Linked DNA regions of Homo sapiens: region 2 is linked to region 1. Evidence: read pairs that join two places in POLR2A ChIA-PET (ENCODE). Cell type or tissue: IMR-90. All regions are shown on one strand. Each heading gives the region's core, and the rest is flanking DNA. Links, peaks and the distances in the headings are about the cores only. Region 1 overlaps PRKCE (protein kinase C epsilon). Region 2 has its middle 7.4 kb from the start of LINC01118.

What was found. ChIA-PET counts read pairs that join two places held together with the same protein. Peaks named below come from ENCODE experiments on the same cell type or tissue, not always from the same donor. Only the 100,000 strongest peaks of a DNase experiment are listed, where the experiment ranks them.
Region 2: POLR2A ChIA-PET joins it to region 1 with 5 read pairs; 1 of 35 experiments calls an interaction of 5 or more read pairs at or near these places.

What each region holds. Positions count from the first base shown.
Region 1 is chr2:45,653,380-45,656,199 of GRCh38, reverse strand. All of the region lies in intron 1 of PRKCE (protein kinase C epsilon), which reads right to left. Among named protein-coding and RNA genes, the nearest start is that of PRKCE, 3.1 kb to the right of the region's middle. In IMR-90, for the core only: no CTCF peak of the experiment used is centred there; no DNase peak of the experiment used is centred there.
Region 2 is chr2:46,807,898-46,810,717 of GRCh38, reverse strand. No RefSeq gene overlaps it. Among named protein-coding and RNA genes, the nearest start is that of LINC01118, 7.4 kb to the left of the region's middle. In IMR-90, for the core only: no CTCF peak of the experiment used is centred there; no DNase peak of the experiment used is centred there; H3K27ac peaks cover 30 bases.

The sequences.
Region 1 (2,820 bases), core at 109-2,608:
GTGGGGCTTAAGAAAAGACTACGTGGAAAATAAAAGAATCAATTTTTTAAATATTAAGTAAATGAAAGCACAGGCAGTACTCAGAAAAAAGTCTTAAATTTGGGAAACCTTGTCCTGCCCACTCCTTTCTGACAGGTACACTCAGTTTCTGTCCTGCTCATCCATTCTCCAACCCTGACTACAGGATTGTCTGCCTTTATTCCTGCGGTGGCCATGCCAGGAACACTGCTCCTTCTTGTAGATACCTCTTTAAATATAACCTACTGTTTCACACTCAGCTCATGCCTCCTTCCAAAAACCCTCCTGGATTCTTCCAGTTCTCCCTACCTTTTTTTTTTTTTTTTTTTTTTTTTCAAGAGACAGGGTATCACTCTGTCACCCAGGCTGGAATGCCGTGGCCTGATGGTCAGATCATAGCACACTGCAGCCTTGAACTCCTGGACTCAAGTAATCCTCCCACTTTGGCCTCCTGAGTAGCTGGGACTACAGGCACACACCACACCGCAGGTCCAGATTTGGCTAATTTTTAAGTTTCTTGTAGTTATGGAGTCTTACTACGTTGCCTAGGCTGATCTTGAACTTCTGGACTCAAACGGTCCTCCCAGCTCAGCCTCCCAAGTAGTTGGGATTGCAGGCATGAGCCACAGTGCCTAGCCCACACTCCCTTTTTAAACTCTTAACACACTAATGGTACCACCTGTGTGGAACCTAATTGCTAGTTAAGTGTCTACATCAGGGTGTCCAACTTTTAGGCTTCCCTGGGCCACATCGGAAGAAGAATTGTCTTGGGCCACACATAAAATACACTAACACCAATGATAGCTGATAAGCTAAAAAAAAAAAAAATGCAAAAAAACTTATAACGTTTTAGGAAAGTGTACAAATTTGTGTTGGGCTGCATTCAAAGCCATCCCGGGCCACATGTGGCTAACAGGCCATGGGTTAGACAAGCTTGATGTATATGTGGGTACTTGGTGTCAATTCCTTGGTGAAATGGAAGCCCCTTGAGAGTAACCCAGGGCCTCATTTTCCTCTGGATGGCCCACAGTGAGAAGCTTCCCTGGTTAGACATGAGCACAAAACAGGAACTCCAGGAATACAAGTGAATTCAAAGTGCGGCAGAATTCGGTGTTCCGCAAAAATGAGAGAAACGGCTGCTTTATGCTATCCACATCCCCTTACTTCAGGCCAGATCTCTCAGCCACACCTGAGAAGGGTGTGTTTCTTCATTCCTGCCAGGTAAGGAGTGAAGAGACCTGAGCCCAGGGAATTCTACCCAAAGCTATGAAACCATGGGTTTACCCTGAATGTTAAGACTGGGAAAGGTGAACTTAGCCCAGCTGCAACTTGTCTCCATTTCCAGGGGCCAGTCACCCCTGCCAATGAGTCCCCACCTTCAGCCTGGAGGAACCAGAGTGGCTACAGCATCCTCTGGTGAAAACAGATGGGCATTCTGAACCTGCTCCACTGCTTGACTCATCCTTCAGACTTTGGGCTTCTCTATCTCAAGTTTTTTAGTTTGTCCAATACCTGCCATACCTAATTCACAGTTGCTATAAGGCAAAAGAGATGAAGTTATCAAGTACAATAAAAATGTCAGGGACACAGCACATGGATCTGCAGGGAGAATAGGCTGGGAGGCCAGATGGGCAGGCTCGGCTCCCCATCAGACAAGCCATGGGCAACAGGCGGTGAGGGCCCTACTTCCAACCCACCTTTGCTTGTCATGTGACCCTCGGTCCCCAACTAGCTTCTCTGGAACTCAATGTCCTCATCTGTAAAACTTGCCTGTGCACTAGATGATCTGGCCTAGGGCCAAATCCAACATGAATTTGAGAACCTTAGAGGATGATAACCAAACAAGTTCCCACTGCATGCTTCACTAGGAGGGATGAAGGTGGGGACAGTGTCCTGAAGCTCCCAGAGTTTGGGGTGTGCCCCAGTGAAGCATCACCAGAGATACAAAGACACTCTCCCTCCAACCAACATCTGTTCTATGGATAAATGCAGACCTGCTGCTCCTCATCCCTGCTCTCTGCCCCACTGTCCAAGCCCCTCATCTGCATACACTGCAAAAGGCTCCCATCTCCTAGCTACCAGCGTCAAGTTTTTTCCACCCCCTTCCTGTCCAAAAACAACAACTCCAAAATCACAGGTTTTCAGAGTCAAGGTCTACCTCTGAAATTAGTTATCCCTTCCACTCCCCCTCTCATATGCACTGCATTCATGAGGAAAGGGCCCAAAGGCCATGCATGGAAAAGAAATGGGGAATGAGTGGGAGCTCTGTTGTGGGGGCTGAAGGAAGCAGAGATGAGGGACATCTGTGAAGTAGAATAGAATGGCATGGAGTTCTCTGGGATTCCATAAAGGTTTGCCTGCTTTCCAAAGTGCAAACCACAAATCTAGAGTTCTACGCATGTGGCTTGTTGGAGCTTCCCTGTGAAACCGTAACCATGGTTTCAGGCAGACTACATCACAGCCATGAGCACAAAAACAACAGGCTCTCTCTTATTTTTCCCTAAAACTCCGTGTCCTTGAAAAAAATATGTAAGGTGATATGCCAAAGTGATCCATGTGCAACCTCTGACCTCTAGGACATTCATGAAGTTAGCTGGTTTTCAATAGAAAGCAATTGCTCTACACCACTTTTGAGGCTTAGATAGCTCTCTCACTTTTTGTGTAGACCAAAGAACCCTGAAAACATATACCTCCAGAGGAACGCTTGTACTTGCTGGAAACATGTAACAAACCTGAAAACACAAAAATCCACATCCTAAATTAATACCTTCCTTCCAAGAAGAGAGAAAAAAAAAAAAAAAA
Region 2 (2,820 bases), core at 212-2,711, 1.2 Mb before region 1:
CAGAACTCTAAAGCAAATATTAGCTGCGCATGGTGGCTCACACCTGTAATCCCAGTACTTTGGGAGGCCAAGGCAGCAGGATTACTTGAGCCCAGTGGTTCACAACCAGCCTGGGCAACATAGCAAGATCCCATCTCTACAAAACATAAAAAAATTAGTCGGGCATGGTGGCACATGCCAGTGGTACCAGCTACTTGGGAGGTTGAGACTGGAGGATCACCTGAGCCCAGGAGCTGGATGCTGCAGTGAACCATGATCATGCCACTGCACTCCAGCCTAGGCAACAGAGTGAAACCCTGTCTCTAAAATAAATAAATAAATAAGTAAATAAATAAATAAATAAAGCAAATATTTTTGTAACCACCCGTGAGATAAATAAATAGACTAGAACATCACTAGTACCTGTGAAGTTCCCCACCAGCAACACCCCAGGTCCTTCCTCAGTCAAATCTCCCTTCCTTCTCCTAGAGGTAACACTATCCTGACTTTTCTGTTAATCAGAAAAAGTCTGATTGAACCTTGCTTTCCTTTATGGTTTTACCATTTATGTATGCACCCTAAACAGTACTACAGTGAATGACAAATGCCATTTGTAAGAGAAAAATGCTGAATATCTGCAAATTCATACAGCTTCATATAGTTTAACCTACTCGTCTATTTTTAAACTTGGAAATAAATGTACTGTATGCATTCTTTGATGATTTGCTTCATTTGGTGGACATAGCTATAGTTTCATTGTATATATTTTCACTGCTGAGATTTCATATAGCATACAAGCTCACAGTTAATGCATTTTATGGCTGATGGACATTTGAGTTGTTCTCAGTGTTTGGTCCTTACTGATGTTGTTGTTGTAAAGCTTTCTTGTCTCCTGGTGCGCACATGCATGGGTTGCCCTAAGATATTTATCTAGGAATAAAATTGCTGGATGACATGGTCTTCAACATGACTAGATCAAGTCCAGTTGCTTTCCACATTGGCTGTACCAATTTATACTCCCAGAGGCATCTGCATCCTTGTCATCTCTTGGTATTACAGACTTAATTTTTCCAATCTGGGGGGTACAAAATGGTATCTTATTGTGGTTTACATTTTATCTCCCAGATTATTAATGAAGTTGAGCTTTTTGTTTGTTTCTTCACCATTTGGATTTCCACTTTTCAGACTTGTCTGTTCAAGTCTGTTACCTTTAAAAAATTGGTTTTTTTCCCCTTGATTTTTAGTTCTTTCTGTGTTCTGGATATTAGTCCTTCATTGCTTATATGTGTAGTTCCAGTTTGTGGTTTGTTTTCATCTCTTTATAGTCCCTCCTTGATCTCTCTCTCTCTCAAAAATAATTTATGATAAAATTCCAAACATATACAAAAGTAGATAGAATAATATGATGAATCTCCTTGTACCTATCACTCAGCTTCAACAATTATAATTTCATGGACAATCTCGTTTCACTTATACCTTTTCAACTTCTGCTCCTCTAGCTTTATTCAGGTGATCCACTCACCTCAGCCTCCCAAAGTGCTGAGATTACAGGCTTGAGCCACCACACCTAGCTACTTCTTTACTTTTATATCTCATTCAAGAACTCTTGTTCTGAGAGCACAAAGGTATGTGCTTCTCTCTCTTTTTTTAAAAGGTTTGTAGTTTTACGTTTCACATTTAGCTCTTTATTCCAAATTAAAGAGATTTTAGTATGTGGTGTGAAATAGAGATTCAATTTTTTTCCCCCTATAGCTCTTTTTTTCCCTCCCCGGAATAATTTCTTAAAAAGTCTTTTCCCCACTCCCCTGTAATCTGCAGTCAGTCATATTGATCAAGTATCCATATATGTGTGGGTCTGCTCATGGCTCTCTCTTCTGTTTTATTGATCTATTTCTCTATGCCTGTGCTAATGTCACACTTTCTTAATTACTATGCCTTTATAATAAGTCATGATATCTGGCAGGGCAATTCCATCACCTTCTTTTTCTTATAATTATTGCATTTTCATATGAGTTTTATAATAAGCTTACCAAATTCTACATGCAAAAATGTGTTGGGATTTTGATTGTGATGCATTGAATCTACATATAAATTTGGAGAAAATGGCATATTTACAATATAGACTCATTCATCCATAAATATAGTAAGTCTCTGCATTTATTAATGCATTCTTTAATGTCTCCCAATAAAATTTAATATTTTATACAAAATTAGCATACATTTTGTTAGACTTATTCATAAATACTTCATTTGTGTTGCAAGTATAAATGATCACTTTAAAATTTTTTATTTTCTCAATGTTTACTGTTCACATATTGAAATAAACTCAAGTTTATTTGCATGTTAACTTTATACCCAGCAATTGTGCTAAACTCTTTTACTTGGTCTAATAACTTGGATTTTCTATTTACACAATAATGTTGTCTCTACATATTTAACATTTTGTCTCTTTTTCCCCAAACTTAAGCCTTAACTTGCTTGCTTGCTTGCTTTCTCACTCTCTCTTTCTTTCTCCCTCCCTCCCTCCCCCCTTCCTTCTTTCCTTCCTTCCTTCCCTCCTCCCTTCTTCTTTTCTCCTCCTCCTTCTTCTCCCAATAATATTGTCTATACATATTTAAAGTTTTTTCTCTTTTTTTCCCAAACTTAAGACTTAATTTTTTTCTTTCTTTCCTCCTCCTCCTCTTTCTTCTTCTTTTGAGGCAGTCATTCTATTGCTCAGGCTGGAGTGCAGTGGCACAATTGTGGCTCAGTGCAGCCTTGATCGCCCAGGCTCAAATGATCCTCCCACCTCAGCCTCCCGAGTAGCTGATACAACAGGTGTGTGACACCACACCTGCCTAC